Linked DNA regions of Homo sapiens: regions 1, 3 and 4 are each linked to region 2. The links are chromatin contacts, found by Hi-C or POLR2A ChIA-PET in ENCODE. All regions are on one chromosome and are shown on one strand. The core of a region is the stretch at or near the end of the contact, and the rest is flanking DNA. Distances in the headings are between cores, read along the strand shown. Region 1 has its middle 39 kb from the start of GSTA2. Region 2 overlaps TRAM2 (translocation associated membrane protein 2). Region 3 overlaps PAQR8 (progestin and adipoQ receptor family member 8). Region 4 overlaps LOC124901329 (a long non-coding RNA gene).

Region 1 (3,685 bases), core at 1,174-3,673, 190 kb after region 2:
GGAGGCAGGAGGGCTGTCCTTAATAACTTGTTATTTATTTCAAGAAAATCCTGGCCTTTTGACATGAAGCAGGACTGGGTGGGATCCATGTGACAACATGTTGGCAAAGAAGATATATAAATCATGAAACTAAGAAAAAATGAGCCACAGGAAAATCTGAGCACTAGTGCTTGGTGAAGGGTGGGAGACTGCGGCAGAAAGTTGCTGATGGAAAGGGAGCTTGGCCTGGTATTTGCAGTATAAAAGTTAAAGATAGACTGAGAAAAGACCTTGAAACTCATAGAACTAAGATGATTAGTTCATTGATTAAGAAATTAAAATTTGGCCGGGCGTGGTGGCTCATGCTTACAATCCCAGTACTTTGGGAGGCTGAGGCTGGAGGATCACGAGGTCAGGAGATCGAGACCATCCTGGCTAACACGGTGAAACCCCGTCTCTACTAAAAATACAAAAAATTAGCCGGGCGTGGTAGCGGGCGCCTGTAGTCCCAGGTACCCGGGAGGCTGAGGCAGGAGAGTGGCGAGAACCTGGGAGGCGGAGCTTGCAGTGAGCCGAGATTGTGCCACTGCACTCCAGCCTGGGCGACAGAGCGAGACTCCATCTCAAAGGAAAAAAAAAAAAGAATTTAAAATTCAAGACTTTGAGAGAGGAAGTAGAGCTAGAATGCAGACTACTCAAGTTTTGGACGTGAAAAGAAAGAAGGAAATAGCAAAAGGGAAAACTAGCCAAGGATAAAGAACTTTAAAAATTTGTTGTGGAGTGTTTCTTGGTTTCTTCTGAGGAGTGTGGGTGCATGGCTAAGAAGGTTAGGACAGTGGAGGCCTGGGCCTGTTTCTAAGCAGAAGGAAGCCTTCCAAAGGACAGAGGCAGCTGAAGAGACCAGCTGGAGAGCAGAAGGATTGTACAGCTTGCTTATGTACATAATAGATTTGTGATTGTTTATTTGCATCTATTGGTTTTATTACTGTATTAGGGGATATAATTGATACTTTAAAATATATGTGTATTTTATATAATGTATTATATGCAATATATTATATATATATGAAATATTGAGACCAGCCTGGCCAACATGGCAAAACCCCATCTCTACTAAAAATACAAAAAATTAGCTGGGCGTGGTGGTGGGCGCCTGTAATCCCAGCTACTTGGGAGGCTGAGGCAGGAGAATCACTTGAACCTGGGAGAAGGAGGTTGCAGTGAGCTGAGATCAGGCCACTGCACTCCAGTCTGGGCGACAAGAGCGAGACACTGTCTCAAAAAAAAAACAAAGTGTACAGAGTTAAGTGTACAACTGGATAAGTTTTTCAGTTTTGTTTTTGTTTTTGAGACGAGACTCGCTCTGTTGCCTCCAGGCTGGAATGCAGTGGTGTGACCTCAGCTCACTACAACCTCCACCTCCTGAGTCCAAGTGATTCTCATGCCTCAGCCTCCCAAGTAGCTGGGACTACAGGAGTGTGCCACCACACCCAGCTAATTTTTGTATTTTTAGTAGAAATGGGGTTTTACCATGTTGGCCAGGCTGGTCTTGAACTCCTGGCCTCAAGTGATCCGTCTGCTTTGGCTTCCCAAAGTGCTAGGATTACAGGAGTGAGCCACCACACCCAGCCTCAATTGGATAAGTTTTAACACACATATACACCTATGAGACTATCATCATAATCATGATACTGAACTTATTCACATCCTCATGCCCTTTGGAAATCCCTTTCTTCTGCCTGGCCCCATACCACTCATCTGCTTTTTGTCACAATGAGTTAGTTTGCATTTTCTAGAAGTTTATATAATTAGAAGCATACAGCAGGTATTTTGTTTGTTTGGTGTCTTTCACACAGCACAATTATTTCAAAATTCATCTGTGCTTTTTTATGTATTCATTCCTTTTTTTATTGCAAAGTAGTTGAATTCTTTTCCTGTGGCCACTCTAACAAATTACCACAAACTAGGTGGCTTAGACAGCAGAAATTATTCTTGCACATGTCTAGAGGCTAGAAGTCCAGAATCCAGAGGTCAGCAAAGCTGGTTCTTTCTGGAAGCTCTAAGGGAGAATCTGTTCCCAGCCTCTCTCTTGGTTTCTGGTGGCTGCCAGCAATCTTTGGTGTTTCTTGGCTTGTAGCTGCATCGTTAGATTCTGCGTCATAGAAATGGACAGTGGAAAAGGAAATACAGAGAGACTCATGGATTAAGGTGAAGAGGATGAGGGAATAAGAAAGACAAAATGGAATAAATTGGAAGGGGTTAAAAGGAAGTGAGGAGAACTTTGCACCTCTGCCTTTCAGTCAGCATTTTTTAGTTGTTCTTTTGGCAATTTACTCCAACTTGGATTTAAAATTTATGAGAAAAAAAGTCTCTGTTCCAGCAAAGGGATTGCCCAACCTACTGTGTCAGTCTAACGCTGACTCCATGACTGAGCACCAGATGGCGCACTGCCCAGAGCCAAGGGACCTCCCTGGTGGCTGTAAAGAGTTCAGTGCACAGACTCAGCCACTCTTAGGTGACTTTCCACAATTGCAAATGAAACTGAGCTCAGCCTACTCAACCTTCCCTTCCTCTTTTAGATCACTGAGAAAGTCTACTGTCCCAACCATATGCCCTTTTTCGGAGCAAAATTTCTCAAAACGGCTGCCGGTAGCTGCTGTCTCCTCTACCTCACGTCCCATTTTCTCCTCAACCCACTCCAGTCAGGCTTGTGTCCCCATCTTCTCTCCTCGGGTCAGCAGTAGCCTCCGTGGTACCAAATTCAATGTCCACTCTTCCATCCTCTTGCCGGACTGTTGGCCTCATGATGCCACACTTTCTTGGACTTCCTTCTACTTCACTGACCCCTCCTCTTCAGACGCCTTCGCTGGCTCCACCCAGCCTTCTCTTCTCCAACTGCTATCTCCCCCGAGGCGATGTCCTCAGCCCTTCTCTATCATCAGAGGTGTAACTTCCAATACTAGGTCATAAAAGACATTGTAGTTTCCCTCTTGCTTACATACTCCAGGGGAAGTTAGCTGCCATGTCCTGAGGACACTCAAGCAGTCCTACACAGAAGCAGGCATGCCAAAGAAGTGAGATGTATTGCCAACTTTCAGAGAGGAACTGAGGCCTCTGCCAACAGCCATGTGAGTGAGCCATCATGGAAACAGATCCCAGTCAAGCCCTCAGCTGACACAGCCTGTTAGTGACTTGATTGCAGCGTCCTGAGAAATGCTGATTCAGAACCACCCGGCTAAGCTGCTCCCAGATTCCTGACCTTCAGAAATTGTGTGAGATAATAAATATTTATTGCTTTAAGTCCCTAAACTTCGGGGTGAGTTGGTATATAACAATTGATAACTAATACACCCATGCTGGCCTCATCTTTCAATACTTCCTCGCCTTGCTCCCACAACACTAGTGTACCTAAAACACACCCAACTTGTTCCTGACCAACACCCTGTCTCATTGTTCCCTCTGACTAAGACCCTCGCTCACTGGATCTTCTGGTTCCTGTCATTCAGGACTTAGTCTTTCCTGGCATTCTCTGTGCCTAAAACAATTCAGGGAACAAAGTAGGTGCTCTATAAACTTTTATTGAATAGAACTATGAATAAAATACTTTAAACAGTATTTATTGGAACCATAATCCTTGAGAAGATTTTGTCAATTTCTGAGGTTAAAGTCTAATTTTTCTGCTAGGTATACTTAGCTGCCCTGTTGA
Region 2 (3,712 bases), core at 342-2,841:
TTCTCCTCTGAAAATGTTAAAAGGAAGCCATGCTCTGGAGAACAGATCAATGGTCATGATGCCTCACATCCTGTCTCCAACAGAACTCAATGTTAGATGCTTTGGAGAAAGGAGTAGGAGCTGCACAAAGCACCACGTGGTGCAGCAGGTCCTCTTCTGATGAAGAAGACAGAGAGCAGAAGAGAGGGAAGTTCTTAGCGGTTAATGCTGCACCACTGCAATCTCAGTGGTGGAGGCTGCCAGAGGCTGGTTGAAATATCTAAAAAGATTGTACACAGCTAGGCGTGGTGGCTCATGCCTGTAATCCCAGCACTTTGGGAGGCCAAGGCAGGTAGATCACGAGGTCACGAGTTCGAGACCAGCCTGGCCAACATGGTGAAATTCCTTCACTACTAAGAGTACAAAAATTAGTAGGGCGTGGTGGCACACGCCTGTAATCCCAGCTACTTGTGAGGCTGAGGCAGGAGAACTGCTTGAACCTGGGATGTGGAGGTTGCAGTGAGCCAAGATTGTGCCACTGCACTCCAGTCTGGGTGACAGAGCAGAGACTCCGTCATGGGGGAAAAAAAAAAAATTGTACACAGATGGGGAAAAGGAAGCTTTCCAGGTCCTTCAGGGTTAACAGGGCCAGGAGAAGATGGAGACCAGTGATTCTTACCTGCTGTAGGCACGCTAATGTTATACTGAGGTAAAATAAATAGAAAGGCAGTCTTGGCTGTGACCTGTAAAACAAAGGAAAAGAGTTCCAGTTTAGCTTTTGGCCACATCAAAAGAAACAAGTGGAAGCTGCTAACCGCCCCTTTTACATCTTAGACCCTCAAACCTCTTGACTGAACGGTTCTGCCTAATGCAGAGTTAGCATTAGTTTTTGTTCTATTTTTCTTTAATGACATACCTCTCAATACCTGTACCCTGGGACTCAGATGGTATCTAGACTGGTACTCACTGCAGATGAGATGAAACAAGCTGTGCATGGCAGGACAGGAGCTCACAAGTGAATAGTACAAATTTGTCAGCCATTCGTTCATTCAGATATTTATCAGTTTAGTTCTGTGCATCAGCATTGTGGAAGACAGAAACTAATAAATAAAGTCACAACCTTCAAGAAGGTTAGGACCTAGCTGAGGTTTCCACAGCACTTTGGCTGCCTGTGCATTGGAGAGCAGCCCTGAAAGTCGACACCTGAGCTTCAGAAACAGAGAATTCCAGCTGCTAATTTCACATCTACCTTACTGGGAGGCATGGGGCCAGAAGTAACATCCCACATTCCTGGTTTGTTTATTTCAAAAACTGCCTTTAAAATCTTAGTTGTGCTGTGAAACAAAAAACTGTGGTTGCCACCTAGTTATGAATGGCCAAATCAGTACTGTGACAGTTTAGCCAGCAGGGGAGGGATGACAAAACCTGGGGGTTTGAAGGTTGGACTCAAGAATCGACTACCTGGGTTCAAATGCCAGCTCTGCCATTTTCTTGCTATGTATCTACCAGCAAGTAATCTTATACGCTGAGCCTCAGTCTGCTTGTCCATAAAATCAGGGGTGCTTGTAATACCTCAGCTAGTTTGGGTACTACAGACTGGTGTGGCGCTGGCCCAGCTGCTAGCGTTGTTCAAAGCTCCCCAGAGGTTTCGGATGTGCAGGTGGGCCTGAGAACCACCATCCACACTGTTCTGAAACCTGCAGCAAGGCCAGGTGAGGAGGCAGCCCAGGACCAGGCCTTTCCCAAGGGCCCTCTGGAGACACCTCGTCAATAAAGGGGTGCTGGTTCTTCTCTAACAGAGGTTTGAAGGATGCACATGTGAGGGATAGGGTGGAGGACAAACACACTGGACAGTGGCAAAGGCAGCATGGAAATGAGTGAATGATACATCACAGATGCCCTGTGTTGCCCAGACATGCCAGTGAGAGGTCACTATCCTCAGCTACCTCTAGAGACAACCCTCTCCTTTAAAGAGCAAATCTCCCCACTCCCCTGGTCAACAAGACCCATCCCATTCAGTGGGTGTCATTTACTCTGTACACAGAGATGCAGGACAAGACTTCTCGTGTCTTTGTGCTGCAGCCTTAGACATGTCCTATCAGGCTTGCAGGGAAAAACCCAAATGAGATTAGCTAAGAGGAGTGATAGAAAACACCAAGCCCTATCCGAATATACAGGTCTTCCTAATCCCCACCCTAAAACCTTATTACCTTTGGTCAAGACCTTTTTCAGTGTTCTCGACCTACCTTCCTGTCCAACTGCCTGTATTTTCTTTAGAACAGATGTGCTGGGTTTCAGCCAATATATTCTACTCACCACTTCCTTTGGGGAGTTTTAGCCACTCTCAGTTTGCGTCCTACCTTTCCTATACCCACCACCACACACACACAGCTCTCCTGATTAGAATCTCACACATCCCTTCATGACCCACCTCAATTGTAACCTCTGTGAAGCCATTCCCAGCTGTTCAAGGGGCATGATCTCTGCTTGCCGGATGCACTCTGTGTCATGCTCTGCTGTATTTATCATTTCCATACCCTTGTTCATAGTTCTCATCAGGCTCTCACCTCCTCCACAGTTCTCATCAGACTCCTCACAGTCCCACAGGCAGGGACTGTGCCGTCCCGTTCCCATTTATCCTCGCAGCCCCTCTTACGTAAGGAGCCCAGATGCACACAGTAAGTGCTCAGTAACGGCTCATTGCTTAAGATGAAAAATCAAAAGCCAAGTCAGCTTCACTCAGCTGTACTTATTCCCCCTCTGTCGTGGGAGCTGCCCCCAGTGCCATCATCCAGGCTGTCCTCTACCATCAACGGCCTTCTCTGTGAGACCTTTCCAGGCACTAAGCCACCTGAATCCAGCTCTGCCACAGAGCCCCTCCTGCCCACGCTAGCCATGTTGGCTCTCCCTCTCTGAACTCCACTCATATAGGTCATTCCTGGCCCAACCACCTAACACTTCATATTGTCTGACATGACTCCTCTGAAAATAAACCTCATCTTCTCAGCCTGAAATCCCTGTGAAGGAAGATCAGAGGAGTTGGAAGAAATGAGAGAAAGGAGGAGCCAGGAGAAAGCAGGCAGGCATAAACCAAACACTCTACCCTGCCTAGGCACATATCTCCCACTTGATTTCATTCAAGAAATGCACATGTCTTTTAGAGCACAGGGTGGAGACCTCTGTGGGGCTTGGGTTGTCTGCCATCCATTCTCCTCTCTTAATGGCACCAGGGTTTCCTGAGGGAAGCCTCTCTCCAGCTGTGTGTGGGCATAGGATGTGTGTGGGGTCACTACGGGGGATGGGAGGATGGAGGGGATAGACCCTCTCCTCAGGGCAGGAGCTGGGCCAACCGGACACCCTGCCCTGGGCTCTGGGTCTTGGGCGGGTATGAGGAGGTGCTGCTGGCCCCCACAGAGCCTCCTTCAGTTGGCCAGGGTCCACTTCTAGGACACATTATCATTCAATGGGAAGAGCACTGGTGTTCAACTCCGGCTGCACATTAGAATCCCTGGGGGAGCTTCTAAAATCTCTGTGCCTGAGCCACACCCCAGCCAATTAAACCAGACTCTTTGGGGCATGGGCATTTTGTCAAACTCCCCAGAGCATTCCAATGCGCTGCCAAGTCTGAGAACTTTTGCATTTTTTTTAAAGGAAGATAGACATCTGGTATGTGGGCTCTACATATATTCTTGCCCTCACCCAACATATACAGTTAACTGTCATCATTCACATG
Region 3 (3,799 bases), core at 348-2,847, 150 kb before region 2:
TACAAAAATCAGCTAGGTGTGGTGGTGCATGCCTGTAATCCCAGCTACTTGGGTGGCTGAGGCACAAGAATGGCTTGAGCCTGGGAGGTGGAGGTTGCAGTGAGCTGAGTTGGCATCACTGCACTCCAGCCTGGGCAACAGAGCAAGACCCTGTGTCAGGAAAAAAAAAAAAAAGCAATAAATGTAATGGGTTTGAATCATCATGAAACCATACTCCTCAACCCCCAGCCCCCATACGTGGAAAAATTGTCTTCCATGAAATTGGTCCCTGGTGCTGAAAAGGTTGGGGACCACTGACCTAGATGAATGCCTAGATGAATGGTATTACTGCCTTTATAAAAGAAACTCAGGAGAGCTCCCTTGCCTCTTCTGCCATGTGAGGACATAACAAGAAGACAGTCATGTTTGAACCAGAAGTGGGCCCTCACTGGACACCAAATCTGCTGGTGCCTTCATCTTGGACTTTTGCAGCCTCTAGAAACTGTGAAAAATAGATTTCTGTTGTTTATAAGCCACCTAGTCTTTGATATTTCCTTACAGCACCCTGAATGGACAAAGACAGAGGGCTTAATAAGACATGATGAGTTCTACTTCAGGCTGTCGCTAAGCTTCACAGGGGAGGGGTTATATCTGAGCCTGAATTTGAGAGAGAAGTGGGTTTTGCCAGGCACAGCAGGCTACAATAACATTGGCGATGTCAAGTGTGTGGCTTGTTCAGGCAATCAGGACAGTCTGTTCTGCCTTTTGTATGCAACAAGAATAAAAACGAGTTCTAACAGTGCTCCAGTGTTATTTTACATTATGTTTCTCTGCCTGGCCCCTCCTTTTCCTAAGTCTTTGCTTAGGCATTCTTGGTCATAAAAATGACAAATGGTAGGAGATGATAGACCAAAAACAAGCTGATGGTTAGAAATTCAGCCAGCAATTTAAATATTGGTGCGGATACCTAGCAAGTGGATGAACCACACAAATAAATAAGATCCAACTCAAATGGTGTTTTCTTTTGAAAACCCACATTTTCGTTTTCTTAGATCTCACTGGTTTTTACCTTTAGAAGCAGGCAAAGGATAGTCATTCACTTTGTTTTTGAACAATGATCTATTGACACATTCTGGGGACATCTTTCCTCTGACTGTTTGCTGATAGAAATAAAGCATAGGTAAGCCAGTGTTCCTGTCTCCAGAGGCTTGCAATTCAATAAGCAGAAGAGAGAAGGCTCTCTACACACACAGTAGTGAAGTAATGGGCAAGCCTGATGTTCTCCTTACCAAAATATGTGGAATAGATAGATAAGGGTTGGGGGCGGGGGAGGAATCAAGATGGCCTGGAGAAGGCTTTGTGGTGATTTGGAATTGAACTAAGGCCTTGGAGATATCTAAGGAGAAATGAAGAATAAAGTGACTTGCTTGACTCTTTATAGCAAATAAAATTGCTGGGTCTTAGAACCACCAGGAGAGTGTACTGTTGTCACTGCAGAAGAGTTAATGTTTAATTGCTAGGGAACACAGCTTTCTTTATATGGTGCTCCAAACTCTAGCTCGATTTGTTATCTGATTTTCTGCTGTGGAAAGGGCATTTCCAAGATTGATTTCCTGCCAGTGGAAATGAGCAGCTCTCTTCACGTTCACCCGGGTTGGCCCGGGTCCCAGCTGGTTTGCAGATCAGTGATGAAGCTTCCTGCCGGTGAGAAGCTAGATCTAGTTGAGAGGTTGCCTGACTGAAGCCAAACCACACCTAACGAAGCCGATAGTTACACTCATGTAGAAAGTCCAGGGAGACACCTGTCCCTAGGCTTTAATTAGTGGGAGTTTCAGACAGCAAAGTTTACCTTTACTCAAACAAGAAGCCTCAGAAGAACATGATCTTCACACCTGAACTGTTGATTGCCTGGAGACTGCTCAGTGTGTTCTCCCAGTAAATTGTTCCCAGCTCCTCTGACTTCTCCCACTCGACAGATTAAACACAGATACTATTTATTCCATGTGGCAGATGCATTCTCTGTCTGTAATGATGCATTTTGAAACCAGTACTTTCTCAAGTGAGATTAGCTGAGATGTGGAAAGTATAGGAAGTGACAGAACAGACAGAAATTCTAGCTAGAGGGTTCTAGTTAGATAAAGAGAAAAAGGCACTCAGAGGAAATTTGCTCTGCTCATCTTTCCCAGGGCACAGCAACAAATTAAGGCTGTCTTTTCTTTCTCCTCTTAGGAATATTATAGGGCACCACAGAGGAAAAGATTCATAAGTGGAGAGCTCACTGAGCCCAGAAGGACACATCTTGCTGCCAGATCTGTGGCAAAAAGGTGTACCTTACTTTTTTTTTATAGGCACGGTTCAGCCGTACCACAAACCCACATGGTCAGGAAGTGACTCACGTATTAATGCCGTTTGAGTTTGTGTGCTGTGGGGAAGGTCTTTTGACAATATTGTGTATACTGGCTTTTCCAATCTAAGAGAACATCTTTGCTGCATTAACAGTAGATGTTACATATTTTTTTCCCTTTAAACCCCCCATGACCAATAGCTTACCCTATGGCAAGTATAGTTAGGTTACTCGTAATAATTAATTTGGTATGCTAACTAGTTGAGCTCACAGAAAAATGCAAGTATGGGTGTATTCCTTTATAATGCTGGGGTGTTTCTTGGGGAGGGTCTTAATATTTTACCAACTTAGGTTTTACCAATTTTTGCATATTTATGTCAAATATTCCTATTTGCAGAGTAGTACTAACTTTTGCTTTCCAATTACAAAAGTAGTAAATGTTTGTTGTTAAAAAGTACGATAATGATAGTATTTCCAGAAGAAAAGTAAAATTCCCCACAATCCCTTCATGGCAATAGCTATATTGTTTTGATTATATGCACTTCCATACTTCATCTGTACCATGTTTGTATGATTACAAAAATAGGGCTGGGCGGAACACATACTTTAAATTTGTTTTTTCCTTTACATGTCTTTGACTCATTTATTCATTCAAGAAATCTTTTTTGAGAATGTACAATGTGCTAGTCCATCACTTTTCTAAGTGCAGTGGAGACTACAGTGAAAAACCAATGGAGCTCACATATCATGTGTATCTTTGTATAACAATAAATGTAAATATGCTAGTTATTTTAATAAGTGCATAGTATTCTATTTTATAGATTTATCTTAATTTACACAATCAAATACTCCATTTTTGGATGTCGAAATTCTGTTTGTTAGGTTTTGTTAAATATAGGGAGGAAATATGCACTGACCATTGGTGAATCTGAATCGATGTTCAAATGATCTCTGCTAATAACAGGATTGCACTGGTAGTGCCATTCTTTCAAATATGACTTTACAAATAGTGATATGCTCCTTGGAAGATGTAGCTATAAAGATCAGTATGAGCCCAGAGTTCTCTCACTTAACGACTATGGAGATCCTGAGGCATGTGAGACTGTTTCCAACTCCACCTCTGGCTCAAAGGCTGCTTAAAGCACAGTTCCAGTCCTTATAAATGGACACCAAGTTGTCATTTTGGCTGCTATTCCTTTGCAGCCATTTATAATTATGCAGTGATGTGTGAAGCTGGGCTTCTGTGAATTCTGGAAGCATTTCTTTTGCCTTTGATAGGAATTGCTGCTCATTTGTCCTCTATCCAACAACCAGCAGGTCACTTTCCTACCATCTGTGTGAGTCCCACACACAGTGACATGAAGTGATGTCACAGGATCTGTTTGTTGGTGATTCCAGCATGCTGCTTGATGTTCAGTACAAAGCAAAACATAGCCCAGATGAATTACAGAATTTTACAGTATTAGAGCTTATATA
Region 4 (3,345 bases), core at 119-2,618, 230 kb before region 2:
CAGCTTGTGCAAGATGTTGCAGTCCCCCCTGAGCTTGATGCTGAAAGCATGCTTTGAGGGTGGTGGAGGCCTTTGAGTTGAGTTGGGTACAGTGATGTGTGAGTGTGTGTGACTTTCCTAATAAAAGTCAATGAAATTTTCCCCCAGGTAACCGTGGAAGCTCAGGGTTGAGTTAGTTGATGAATATCAGGCCTTCCATTATGAAGTGAATGCAGGTATGAATGAAATTATATCTGTGTAACCACACATCAGTATCTTCCCTCCATGTTCTTACAGAATCAGTCAGCAATACAAGAGCCAAAGTAAAACAGCTCAGAGAAAATAAGACTCATTCTTAGTGTGGATATCATTCTTTTCCTCACACAGACTTCCTCTCCTTAATGACCCCTTCCTTCTAAAGGACTTTTCATTTTTCCTGGCCTTCTTGTAGCAGGACGAGCCACAGACAGAGCTCCTCAGACACGGAATTAAAGAAGGAAGGAATTTATTCGGCTGGGAGCATTGGCAAGACTCCTGTCTCAAGAGCCAAGCTCCCCAAGTGAGCAATTCCTGTCCCTTTTAAGGGCTCACAACTCTAAAGGGGTCCACATGAGAGGGTTCTGATGGATTGAGCAAGCAGCGGGTATGTGACTGGGGGCTGCATGCACCAGTAATCAGAACGAGACAGAACAGGACAGGGATTTTTACAATGCTCTTCCATACAATGTCTGGAATCTATAGATAACATAACCAGTTAGGTCAGGGGTTGATCTTTAACTACCAGGCCCAGGACGCGGCGCCGGGCTGTCTGCCTGTGGATTTCATTTCTGCCTTTTAGTTTTTACTTCTTCTTTTGTTGGAGGCAGAAATTGGGCATAAGACAATATGAGGGGTGGTCTCCTCCCTTATTCTGACTCTCTTCACCAAGCAAACACATTGGCAAAATTCTACAGAAGTCTCTCCCACACACTAAAATCAAGGAGTGCCCTGAAAAACCAAAATAAGGGCCGGGCACAGTGGCTCATGCCTGTAATCCCAGCACTTTGGGAGGCCGAGGCGGGCGCATCACCTGAGGTCAGAAGTTGGAGACTAGCCTGACCAACATGAAGAAACCCTGTCTCTACTAAAAATACAAAAATAAAAATAAAAAAAAAATTAGCCGGACGTGGCGGTGCATGCCCATAATCCCAGCTACTAGGGAGGGCTGAGGCAGGAGAATCCCTTGAACCCGGGAGGCAGAGGTTGCAGTGAGCCAAGATTGCATCATTGCACTCCAGCCTGGGCAACAGAGTGAGACTCCGTCTCAAAAATAAAAATTAAAAAAAAAAAAATTGGCAAAATTCTACAGGAAGTCCCTCCCACACACTAAATTCAAAGAGTGCCCTGACAAACCAAACTGCTTCACCAGTTTTACTTGCCCTGATCATCTAACGTCCCCCACAAGCAGGCACATGAAGATGGTTAGTTTTTTGTTTTGTTTTTGTTTTGTTTTAAGACAAAAAGCCAAGACCTTTTTCAATCTCGGGTTTCTGCCTTTTAGTTAAAAAATTCACTCTATATTTCAATCTATTATGAGGAAGGACCTGCTTGACAGGAGTGAAAAAAAAATCAATTATTCCTTAAAGTTTTCAGAAAGAAAAACCACATGGAAGAATAGACTTTAACATTAGCATTGGATATTTCTAGATCTCAGCGCTCTCACATTGCCAAGTCACTTGGAATGTCTAATCAGCTGCCTAATGGAGGAACTGAGACTGCAAAGCATTCTTGACACACCACTGCAGTGCTTTCTCTTTCATACTGCAGTGCTTTCCTGCTGTTTCTTACTTAATGAAAATCTACTTCCATAATATCATGATGTGTTTTTTGAGCTGCTCTTTCTCTAAGAGCTGGTGTCCATCCTAGGTGGGGCTAGGAGTCAGAAGATGCATGCATATTCTAGCTCCAAAGGGTGTGTGACCTTAGGAAAGTTACCCTCCCTTTCTCTGTCCCAAGTGTTCTCCTTATAAAACAAGCATGTTGGACTCACCTAATCCTAACTAAGGCCTTTAGTTGCTGTAACATCTTAAAATTAATTCAAAAGACCAGATCTCACAGGATCTCTGCTAAGATGGCTATAACTTGTCGTCTTAGAGATTGTTTCTAAGGTAGTAAAATAAATACAACGTGGTAAATATTATGAACTCAGCAACGCATTCCACAAATATTTATTGAGCCCCTTTAATGTGCTAGGAATTATGACAGGCACAGGAGATGAAGTGAGACAGCCATTATAGATACTAAATCTCATGTTCGTTATCGGATCAGCAGCTTGGAAAAAGAATCAGTACTTTGTCATTTCTTTCTAGGTAGCTGTTTGTGACTGGAAAGTCTGTGCTTGTTATTGCTGGCAAATTCTTGACGTGGGCAGGACTGCATATTCTGGCACTTAGGACTTTAATGATTTCCATGAATCTTTTCATGTAGTAATTAAACATATTTCCTAAAATTCTATCTAGGTGGGAGTCACTGCCACCACCTTGAGACTTACTGTAGTCTCATTGTAATAGTATGCTTCCTGTCTACCTGTCTGAAAAATTACTCTATTACTGGACTTTTTGGCATCTTCCACTTGAAAATGACAACTTAGCCAACCGACAGTGATCAAGAGGAAATGAGAGTTTCTGTTCTCCTTTCTTTGCCTTATGATTTCTTTTGATGTAAGACATCATGATCCGACTTTAGCAATACCGCCTCTTCATCGGGCTCACAACTCTGTGCTACATGAATTCCTTTGCTTCCTCCTTAGTTATTAACTCAAGTTACCATCTTAGATGGCAGGCCTTTTCATAAAGCCACTTAAAGTCCCTCCAAGCAGTGCTAGACTGCTCTCACTGGACCCCACCAGGAGAGGTGGAGGTGGAGGGGAGCCTTAGGCTGATTCTTCCCCACCCCATTTTCTACCTAGGAGCAAGGCCTGCTGCTGCTTTCTATCTGTTCATTGGTTGAGACCTTTCCATCTGTTAATTGCTTGGAGAAAAGAGGAAGAAAAACAAGGGATCTTGGCCCCTGCCCTCCTCTTAAATCGCCATCCCCTACCCCCAACACCTTAAAAAAATGATAATAAAGTACATGAAGACAGTTTGAGAGCTTTAGGTTTCCCACTGAGGTTTGGAGCTTCTCTCATGGGAACCGGTCCCCAGGCTGCATTCACGAATTGCTCTCATCTCCATTCTCCCACAGGTTTGTTCTCCACCCGTACCCCCCACCTCGCCCGGCTATCTTACTCCCTGCGATTTCTATAGGAAAAAGTGTGTTCTTGGCAGGGCGTGGTGGCTCATGCCTGTAATCCCAACACTTTGGGAGGCCGAGGCGGGCGGATCACCT

Evidence for each region. Hi-C counts contacts between places; a loop is a spot of excess contacts on that map. ChIA-PET counts read pairs that join two places held with the same protein, here RNA polymerase II (POLR2A). Pooled maps may share reads with other maps.
Region 1: a pooled map shows a loop between it and region 2 (2.4-fold over the local background). The contact joins two enhancer-like sites. A Hi-C loop is called at or near these places in 1 of 168 maps with a recorded cell type or tissue (CD8-positive, alpha-beta T cell) and 1 of 50 pooled maps. POLR2A ChIA-PET finds 5 or more read pairs at or near these places in 2 of 52 experiments (BJ and PC-9).
Region 3: a pooled map shows a loop between it and region 2 (3-fold over the local background). The contact joins two enhancer-like sites. A Hi-C loop is called at or near these places in 4 of 37 single-sample maps with no recorded cell type and 3 of 50 pooled maps. POLR2A ChIA-PET finds 5 or more read pairs at or near these places in 3 of 52 experiments (AG04449, HepG2 and activated CD4-positive, alpha-beta T cell).
Region 4: a map with no recorded cell type shows a loop between it and region 2 (4-fold over the local background). The contact joins two enhancer-like sites. A Hi-C loop is called at or near these places in 4 of 37 single-sample maps with no recorded cell type and 4 of 50 pooled maps.

Annotation. Positions count from the first base shown.
Region 1 is chr6:52,722,193-52,725,877 of GRCh38, forward strand. No RefSeq gene overlaps it. Among named protein-coding and RNA genes, the nearest start is that of GSTA2, 39 kb to the right of the region's middle. RefSeq lists silencers at 251-365, 2,414-2,463. Within about 2 kb of position 2,424, at least 17 of the 41 ENCODE cell types and tissues checked have a DNase peak (open chromatin) inside an H3K27ac peak, as active enhancers do.
Region 2 is chr6:52,535,125-52,538,836 of GRCh38, forward strand. TRAM2 (translocation associated membrane protein 2) reads right to left here. Exons shown (of 11, transcript NM_012288.4): 2 at 659-722. Among named protein-coding and RNA genes, the nearest start is that of TRAM2, 40 kb to the right of the region's middle. RefSeq lists enhancers at 1,846-1,895, 2,076-2,165, 2,416-2,475. Within about 2 kb of position 1,592, at least 3 of the 41 ENCODE cell types and tissues checked have a DNase peak (open chromatin) inside an H3K27ac peak, as active enhancers do.
Region 3 is chr6:52,388,219-52,392,017 of GRCh38, forward strand. All of the region lies in intron 1 of PAQR8 (progestin and adipoQ receptor family member 8), which reads left to right. Among named protein-coding and RNA genes, the nearest start is that of PAQR8, 28 kb to the left of the region's middle. RefSeq lists enhancers at 712-3,196, 1,838-2,047. Within about 2 kb of position 1,598, at least 26 of the 41 ENCODE cell types and tissues checked have a DNase peak (open chromatin) inside an H3K27ac peak, as active enhancers do.
Region 4 is chr6:52,303,428-52,306,772 of GRCh38, forward strand. The region is part of intron 1 of LOC124901329 (a long non-coding RNA gene); the gene reads right to left. Among named protein-coding and RNA genes, the nearest start is that of MCM3, 20 kb to the left of the region's middle. RefSeq lists a silencer at 764-1,058 and an enhancer at 2,714-2,783. Within about 2 kb of position 1,369, at least 6 of the 41 ENCODE cell types and tissues checked have a DNase peak (open chromatin) inside an H3K27ac peak, as active enhancers do.